Linked DNA regions of Homo sapiens: region 2 is linked to region 1. A link is a contact called in ENCODE Hi-C or POLR2A ChIA-PET data. All regions are on one chromosome and are shown on one strand. The core of a region is the stretch at or near the end of the contact, and the rest is flanking DNA. Distances in the headings are between cores, read along the strand shown.

Region 1 (5,327 bases), core at 2,409-4,908:
AAGTACCAGCTTAACTAAGTTCTTTACTAGAACGCTCAAGACTTCATGATTTTTCATCCAATTAAAAAGGTAACTCAACTTACAGAAATATCTTAGATCACAAGAATAGGGAAGGTCAGAAGACGGTAGACTCTGTAGGGGAAAAGAGATGGCCTCTTGACTGTTTTCAAAACTAATCTGTGTTTACAAAGGAATTACTTGGTAAGAATTAGGCCATTAGGGCTACATGGCCATGTTGGCTCAGTAAGTAGAGGGACAGGGCCCTACAATAGCAATGTTTCTAACACCCTAGAGGTTATCACCAACATTTATTCTAATATGCCAACAGAAATACAGATACAATTTCTGTACAAATAGAATAGCCTGAGCAGAATTTCATCATGGTGTTGGGGGAGGCAGGGGAAGAGGAAAAAGAAGTATGGGGTGTTTAAAAAAAATGTGTCTTTTTCCCCCAAGACAGTTACGTCTATTGGGTAGGTCCAGCAGCACATAGTTTCAGGATGGAGAAGAGGTCACCTCACATTATCTGTGGGAAAGCAGAGAGCTATGGTTACAGTAGGTAGCTGGACAGTTCCCACAACTCATCCTGGACAGTTCCCAAAACTCATCCATTTTCTCACTTATTCTTTTTAAGTGATTAAATGTTTAATCTGTAATTGGCAAATGCAGAAAAATGTTTGCTTTGGCCTATAGGAAATGGTAAGGGTGGGGGTCGGGGAGAAACTTCATTTGACCAAAAAACAAAAAAACAAAAAAACAAAAAACAACTCTGAAAATGTTTTGAAATTTAATTAGCAAATGACCTCACTTAGTAAGGCAGTCATTTGTTGGAAGCTTCCCCTTCTGTCTGTCCCCGACCTCTCCAACACACACACTTTGTGTTACACTGTGTTTTATGTTACCGAAAGGGCTCTTGTATATAAATGTTTCTTTTCAAATACAAATAACTCTGACATGGTTACAGATGTTTAGTTTCCAATTAGCAGTGACTGTACACTAAAGAATGCCCCTCCTTTTGCTCCTGACTTTTGTAAATGATGATTTCCCAAAGGATTCTGGCATCCATACAAGAGGAAGGATGGAAAGGGGGAAAAGTGCCAGTATTTTCTGCTTTTGGATACCCTGTGTTAGGGTGGTTTCCAAATGCACACAACCAGGTTAAAAAGCAAAACAAAACCTCTCCTCAAAAAAGTAATGCAATTACCAAAAAAGAAGCCAATTCTTGAAGTAATATTTAATTAAGTAACATTCATTATAAAGCAATGGTTAAATATTCTATCGCAAATTCTTTAGGTGGAAAGATTAGATCATAGACAAATTTATATATATATATATATATAAATATATACACTAAGAAAAAAAATTTCTAGGTTACTGTTTTGTCGCCTACTGGCGGCAGGGAGGGGGTCTGATGAGAACATTTAGAATCTAACGGTTAAGAGAATAGAAAATTAGAACACCTGAATTTTCATTCTGCTTTGGACACTGAGTTCTGTGACTTGGACAAGTCACAGTAACCTCTCTGAGTCTCAGTACAGTTAAGAATGGTGGCAATGCTTTCCACCTAGTGGTCTGACATGATGTCTAAGAGAACACTCCAAGAAGGAAGGGCTCCAGAAATTCCAAGTTTTTACAGTGCACTGTGCCAGTGTCCAGTAATAGCATCAGTATACTCCAGAATTACAGGCCTGTGAGTAGCCCCAAAAAGAGAATTAAGACCATGTGGTGAATTCTGTGCTGTTTTAAAAAGGTAAGACAACATGTTGATAATATGAAGGCAAAGAGGGTCTTTTTTTGGCCACTATTAAAAGTGATGAGGAAGAGTCTCAAGCCCTTCTGAAATAAATCGGATAGCCTCTGTCTCTCTAAGTCTCAGTGTCTTCCATAAAATAAAACAAATACACTTAAGGTCTCGAAGGTCATTTCTACTTTTAACATTCCTTGAAAATCAGTTCCTCTAATAGCCCTAAGCTATGTTCTAGGCCTGAATACTAGGTTCTCCACAGAATCTGCAAGGTACACAGACACCAGTGTCTTAAAACCTCTAGCCCTCTCACTTCAATAAACCCTTTCCATGTTCATTTTAATCACTTATTTATTGACTGCCTACCATGTCCTCAATACTGTGTGACATGAGACATGACACTTTTTCTTTTTTTGAGACAGAGTCTCGCTCTGTCACCCAGGCTGGAGTGCAGTGGTGTGATCTCGGCTCACTGCAAGCTCTGCCTCTCAGGTTCACGCCATTCTCCTGCCTCAGCCTCCCGAGTAGCTGGGATTACAGGCGCCTGCCACCACGCCCAGCTAATTTTTTTTATTTGTAGTAGAGACGGCCTTTCACCGTGTTAGCCAGGATGGTCTCGATCTCCTGACCTCGTGATCCACTCGCCTCAGCCTCCCAAAGTGTTGGGATTATAGGCGTGAGCCACCATGCCCAGCTGAGACATGATACATTTTTAATAGGAATACTTGCATCACACAATTGTACAGCACTTGACAGTTGATAAAACACCTGCACACCTGTGATCTCTTTACTATGCAACATTCCTGTAGACAAAAGGGCATTATAAACCTAAATTAACAGAAGAAAAATAAAATGAAGCTCAGAAGGATTCAGTGAAAACTCTGAGGGCTAAGTGTAAGCAATGCTCACGGCAGACTGTGATCCAGAGCTCTCTGGCTACCCAACCTGTAGCTCACACCTGGAAATCAAGGGAGCATAAAAATATCTCCTAGCTAACAAAAACACAAACTGTAATTTACACATATTTGGAAAATTTCTAAATGAGTGGTTTTTTGTTGTTTTTTTTTTTAAAAAAAATTTTAAGGATCATGAAAATATTTCAGAAACTAATGTAAACTATGGACTCTCTCACAAGAGGAATATATTTATGAACATATGCACACAATTTCCCACACAGTTTCAGGTTCGTGACACACATCCAAAACCCTTGTGGGGGGAGTTTCCCAGACCCAGGTGGAGAACCTCCTGCTGCTCCTTTGCATACATCAATGACCACACGATGTGGCTGTCAGGTTTGTGTTCTGCTGCATGTGACACAGCAGTGAAGAACACTGCTCACAGGGAACCACCAGCTTAGAGGCGATATACAGCCTGCTCATCACAAATCGGTGGTACCCATGCAGACATTCACAGCCGAAGAGTGGCACAGAAAAGTGAAGTGGGAGGCAGAGCTGAGACAATTTTCTGCAACAGATGAAGGATCTTCAAATGAGGGTGAAATACACACTTGGACTTAACACTTGAGGAACCAAGAAGAGTTCAGAATGCACTATTCTCAGCAAAAAAAGGACCATTCTGCTGAGATCATGCTAACTTTACCACCTTTAACAGAGTGGGGGCTAAGCTTTTTCTAAGTGTTCTCCTCTCATATCTACTCTCACAATCTGTTCTTTTTTTCTGAAAGGTTTCAAAGGTAAGTGGCTATACATCACCAAAACTGTCTCTGCCCACACACATCCGTAGGGACATCTACTGAGTACCTAGCACAGCACACACTTGGTCAGGTACCAGAGAACTGGAGAGAAAATCACTGCCTAGGCCACAAGCAACCTACAGTCTAGTGTGGAAGACAGAAGAACCAGCCAATGATTCTCAGGCCATGAGAAGTAAACACAAGCTGCTGCTGCTGTGTAAGTGTGACTCCTGTGTGTGGGAGTACTAGTCTAGGTGATCATGCCCAGCTCTGCCTAAGTGGGGAGAGGCGGCGGAGAGGCAGAGAGCGCTTGGGTTTGGCAAGAAAGAAGTCCTTTCCCAGGCCTGTGCCTTTCCCTGTGTGAACCCAAACTGCCCCTCAGGGCACCCAGACAAAAGGAAGGAAACTGAGATTAAGTCACTAGTATGTGCCAGGACTGGCTATGTGCTTTTGATACACTATTTTAATTATTTCATTAATCTTCATTCCAAGGTCAGTGTCATTAACCTTATTTTAAGATGAACAGAGTGAGGTGTCCCAGCATACTTTGGGTCATAAAACTAGCATAAAGCCTGCATTTTAATTAGGGTCTGTCTACCTACAAAATTCAGTCTTTCTAAGACTTTACAACGCAGTTGCCTCAAAATCCCCAGAGCCTTGGAAAAGCCGAATGTTTCCAAACATTCAACCTAATCACACTGAGGTATGAACAACTTAGAGAACCAATCAGTCTCTAATTTGTAGACCGTGAAGCAGAACAACGAAGATGATGCTGATAATAGCTAACATCTCCTGAACACTTATTAAAGACCAGGCTCTATATGTGGTACCTCATTTAAATCTGACAAGCCAGAGTGGCTGAAAGAAACTTTGTAGGCAATGTTGGGGAGGTATTTTTGAACTGAGGGAACTTTAAGGCTCAGTAGCACTGGGCGAGTCCCTGCATGTCACAGGAACCAGAGGCTTCAAAGTCTCCAAATGGCTTCAGGATCCAGCCAATATCCCCTTCCATCCTACCTCATTAACATAATTAACATTCCCCCAGTTCCTCCCCATTTCCTGGCCCACCTCCAGCCCTGATTCTTATTTTTCAGGTGAGGCTATACCATATGCAAAACAGAGGCCCCAAACTTCTGTCAATGATGAAAAGGACCATCCACTTGCTCTAGATGCCCCTACTTAACCAAGCGGTTTGCATCTTCAGAGCTGGTATGAGTTCAAAAAAGCTATGTCTGACCCTGACCCCACACCCCCAACACACCCCCTAAAACCTCTCACTAAAGTTACTCAAGAATGCCAGCCATGCCATTATGGTCTGTTTGTCCTACAGCACAGCTGTCAGCTCCTGGGAAATGGTCATCTACTGACAACCCAAAGTTGAGACAACCCTATTTAATAGGCCATCTCTAAAGGCTGGGTGACACACAGCAGGCTGAAGCTCTGGATTATACTACCTTCAAAAAATCTTTTTTCTATGTATGTTTTGGCAAGCCAACTAGTGCCTTTGCACATTTCAGTTCATTCTCACTAGAGTAATGTCCTTTTACTCTTGTACTTTTACTCCTGTACTCTTGTAATGAAGAGGGGAACTCCTCTTCATCTTCTGAACTATGCTAAGGTATTACATTTTTGTTTAGAGACAGGGTCTCGCTCTGTCACTCAGGCTGGAGTTCAGTGGTTTGATCATAGCTCACTGCAGCCTTGAATTCCTGGGCTCCAGTGATCCTCCCACCTCAGCCTCCTGAATAGCTGGGATTACGGTTGGGTGCCACCAGGCCTAGCTAATTTTCTTTTTCTTTTCTTTTTTTTTTTTTTTTTTAAAGTAGAGACAGGGTCTCATACACCTGGCCTGAAGTGCTCCTCCCACTCTGGCATCCCAGAGTGCTGGGA
Region 2 (4,749 bases), core at 687-3,186, 110 kb after region 1:
ACTCCTCTGGTCTAGTAAGACTGTTTTTTGCTGGTTCTCATACTAACATACAACACACACACCTCATATTCCCAACTAAGCATTCGTTTATGGTCTCCACACATATCCCTATTCATCCAAACTGATGAAACTTCCTCCAAATACTGCATCTCACGAGGACTTTTCCTTTCTCTAAACTTCCAATTAACTTGAAGCAACTACTAGGTATTAGGCGTACATGGGATCAGTACAGTGTCATGGAAGGGCTGGAATCTGAACTAGACTTTGAAGGACATGTAGGTCGAATGGTGGAAGGTCCATATATGAGAGCTGAGGAAGTAAAAGATGAGATGACTGGGGAAAGAGCTAGGTCAAGGCCCCAGAGGCAATTCCCTAATTTAAACACTTGGCTAGTATAACTGTAAACAGTGAACTGGGCCTATTTATTCCCTTGAGTATTGCATACTAAGAACCAAATGCTCCTTGTTAATTTGCAGAATTTGAAAACAGAGGCCAGAAGAATGCTCTACAAGGTCAAGGCTGGCAAAATGCCATCGATAGAGCCATCTCTGCCCACTGCACCATGGACCCAGGAACCTCATGAGCTCTGGGAAATGCTCAAGGCACCAGCTCCTACCATCTAGTCCAAACCTTCTTATTCTGCTCTGGAATTCCCCAGCATCAAACCAGCTTTTACGCAGAATTCTTTACTTATCTGGTTTCCAGTGTGAACTCTACCACCGGTTCCCATTCCTCTGATTCCCTTGCTTCTCAGCTCTGCACCTCTCCCAGGCAAGTCCTGACCTCAAAGCCATACAAGGGAATTTGGTCCAATAATGGAACTTCCACCCTCCCTTTTTACTAAAATTAAACATACTACATTTTAAACAAAATCTACTTACAAGTTTTTTGTTTGTTTGTTTTTGTTTTGTTTTGTTTTTGAGACGAAATTTCACTCTTCTTGCCCAGGTTGGAGTGCAATGGCGCGATCTTGCCTCACTGCAACCTCCGCCTCCCAGATTCAAGTGATTCTCCTGCCTCAGCCTCCTGAGTAGCTGGGATTACAGGCATGGGCCACCACGCCCAGCTAACTTTGTATTTTTAGTAGAGATGGGGTTTCCCCATGTTGGTCGGGCTGATCTCGAACTCCCAACCTCAGGTGATCCGCCTGCCTCGGCCTCCCAAAGTGCTGGGATTACAGGCGTGAGCCACCGCACCCGGCCACAAGTTTTATTTAAACTATCATACTGGAAATATATTTGCCTGCCACAAAGGAAAGAAAAACAAATATTCGTTGGATGTCTATTACACGTCTGGTACGACACCAGGCTTTTCACAGCTGCTCTTACTTCATTCTTGGAACAAACTATGAGAAAGTTATTTTTCCCAACTAACAGATGAGAGGGAATATATCACAGTGGTTAGGAACACAGATTATGGACCCGTGTTATCTGGTTTAGAATCCTTTCTCTGCTACCTAGTAGCTGTACAATCCAAGGCAATTTACTAAATTTCTCCATTTTCTCACTTTGCTCTTCTATAAAATGACAGTTTTTGGAAGGATTGAGTTTGTTCTTATGTCTAATAAGTTCTTAATGGTCATTTTCTAAAATCATCGGTTATTATGAGAAAAGCAAGTATTAAAAGTTTCAATTGAAATGATAGAGATGAAACAGCTGAGTTTCCATTTTGACAGGACATCCCCCTACAATGCAAGTTAATGTTAACAATATGCAAAATATACAAATAGAAACCCCAAAACCAGCTGAGTCCAAAAGCAAGATAATCATCTGGGTAAAAATGAACAGAAATGCAAAGTAGTGAGTGTGCTGATACCAGAGACCCAAGAGTTACAGATTTAGAAGCAGTAGTGGCAGCCAAAGAATTTCAGCAGCCTCATCTCTTTTGAGAAGAACCTGAAAAAGGGCTACTGCCAGAGCTGCCTGAGGCTGTAGCAGTAGGAAAAGCCAAGGGCACAGGGGGCCTCTGAATCAGGCTGACTACTAACTCAGTGACTAGATCTATGATATCCCCAATTTCACTGTGAAGGGGGACACCCAAAATACCACTACCTAATCTAGTTCCTCTGATAGAGAGGAAAGAGCCTAGAAAGAGATCAGTAAACAAAAGGCTCCCATCATAGCCAGTGAGCCAAAATTCAAAATATAGAAATAAATTTTATATTAAGAAAGACAACCTAAAAAAATCAGTAATAACACACATTCACTCTATATGAAACTAATTTTATGGAGCAGTCTGACAAAAACCTTAAAATAACTATGTTTAGGATACTGAAGTGATAAATAAGGGAATAACTTCTATTTAAGAAGAGTTAACTGGGCATGGTGGCTCACATCTGTAGTCTCAGCAACTCAGGAGGCTAAAGCAGGAAGATCACTTGAGCCCAGGAATTCAGGGCTACAGTGAGTTATGATGACACCACTAGACTCCAGTGTGGATGACACAGTGAGACACTGTCCCTTAAAAAAAAAAAAAATAAAGAACAAGAAATCATGAAAAACAAGCCGTAGTGAAATAAGAACAGGCATGTATAAAAATAAAAAAGACTAGAAATAAAAGTGTACTTTCAGCCAAGCACGGTGGCTCACGCCTGTAATCCCAGCACTTTGGAAGGACGAGGCAGGCAGATCACGTGAGCTCTGGAGTTTGAGACCAGCCTGGGCAACATGGTGAAACACTATCTCTACAAAAAAATACAAAAATTAGCTGGGCATGGTGGCACTTGCCTGTAGTCTCAGCTACTTGGGAGGCTGAGGTGGGAGGATCGCTTGAGCCCAAGAGGCAGAGGTTGCAGTGAGCTGAGATCATGCCAAGGCACTCCAGCCTGGGTGACAGAGTGAGACCCTGTCTTAAAAAATATATATATAATATATAATATATATAATATACATAATATATACGTATATTTTATATATAATATATAATATACATAATATGTATATTTTATACACAATATAAATAATATACATAACATATATGTATATTTTATATATGTATATTTTATATATATTTTATATATTTTATATATATGTATATTTTATATATAATATATATATTGTATATAATAATATATAATATATTATATTATATATAATATATATAATATATATATAAATATATATTATATATAATATGTATAATATATAATATTTTATATATAATATGTATAATATATATTTTATATATAATAATATGTACAATATATATTTTATATATAATAATATGTACAATATATATTTTATATATAATAATATGTACAATATATATTTTATGTATAATATGTATAATATATATTTTATGTATAATATATATTTTATGTATAATATATATTTTACGTATATTTTATATATAATATATAATATTTTATATATAATATATAACATTTTATATATAATATATAATATTATATATATTATATATTTTATATATAATATATATAAATATATATATTTTATATATAATATATTTTATATATAATATATATAAATATATATATTATATATAATATATTTTATATATAATATATTTTATATATAATATATAATATATTTTATATATTATATATAATATATTATATATTATATATAATATATTATATATAATATATAATATATAATATATTATATATAATATATAATATATAATATATTATATATAATATATAATATATAATATATAATATATTATATATAATATATAATATGTAATATATAATATTTTATATATAATATATAATATAATATATAATATTTTATATATAATATATAATATATAATATATAATATTTTATATATAATATATATAAACTATATATACACACACACATATAAAACAGATAAGATGAATTCTAACGAATTCGTGACTTAGAAGATAGTTTTCTGGGAAATTTACCCAAAACAGTATACAGAATGAAAAAACCATAAAGTATGTGTGTGTATATACATAACGATAGTTCCATACCTGGAAAAAGCATAGCAAAATTGTGATTAATAAAAAAACTTACAAGCCACAGGAGATTTAAAGGAAAAAAAACTGGAGATCTACAAAGGAACATCAATTATACCAAACACAAGTTTCTCACTGGCAATAACAAAAGCAGTGAAGGAAAACAACTGTCCACCAGAATTGTATACCCCGTTAAAGTACATTCAAAAGCATAGGTAAGAAAAAGACAATCTGAAATATACAAAGATTAAGTCTGCCTTCCAGAGACTCTCACCAAAAGAAATTCTAAAGGATGTACTTCAACAAAGTACACCTAAAGTAGTTTCAATGGGGTGTCTACTAGACATGCCAAACTTAACATGCCCCAAACTAAACTCCTGATCTTCCTCCAAAAACCTACTCTACCCACAGTCTTGCCCATCCTAATAAAAGAATAACAAATCGATCTCTTCAGGGGCTCAAGCCAAAAACTTTGTAGTTATGCTCTCTCTCTCAAATAGCAAATCTAATCTGTCAACAAACCTTGCCTGCTCTATCTTCACGTTACATCCAGATTCAGATCACGTTTTACTTCCTCCACCACTTTCCAAGTCATCACTATCTCTTTTCTGTAGTATAGCAATATTGTAACTAATCGGTCTTTCTGTTTTCACTATTATAGTCTATTATCAACACAGAAGTAAGAGTAATCCTTTTAAAAGATGAGATCATGTCACTCCTCTGTTCACAAACACTCCAATGGCTCCCCATTTTACTCAGAGTAAAAGCCAAAGTTCTTACACAATGTCTTAGGCTGTCTAGTCC

The links. Hi-C counts contacts between places; a loop is a spot of excess contacts on that map. ChIA-PET counts read pairs that join two places held with the same protein, here RNA polymerase II (POLR2A). Pooled maps may share reads with other maps.
Region 2: a loop to region 1 is called in a pooled map, with 2.1 times the contacts of the local background. The contact joins two enhancer-like sites. A Hi-C loop is called at or near these places in 1 of 168 maps with a recorded cell type or tissue (aorta) and 3 of 50 pooled maps. POLR2A ChIA-PET finds 5 or more read pairs at or near these places in 1 of 52 experiments (T-cell).

What each region holds. Positions count from the first base shown.
Region 1 is chr2:43,399,138-43,404,464 of GRCh38, forward strand. The region is part of intron 28 of THADA (THADA armadillo repeat containing); the gene reads right to left. Among named protein-coding and RNA genes, the nearest start is that of LINC01126, 170 kb to the left of the region's middle. RefSeq lists enhancers at 2,817-3,066, 3,147-3,336. Within about 2 kb of position 3,659, at least 5 of the 41 ENCODE cell types and tissues checked have a DNase peak (open chromatin) inside an H3K27ac peak, as active enhancers do.
Region 2 is chr2:43,511,600-43,516,348 of GRCh38, forward strand. The region is part of intron 22 of THADA (THADA armadillo repeat containing); the gene reads right to left. Among named protein-coding and RNA genes, the nearest start is that of THADA, 82 kb to the right of the region's middle. RefSeq lists enhancers at 1,780-1,829, 1,840-1,889. Within about 2 kb of position 1,937, at least 3 of the 41 ENCODE cell types and tissues checked have a DNase peak (open chromatin) inside an H3K27ac peak, as active enhancers do.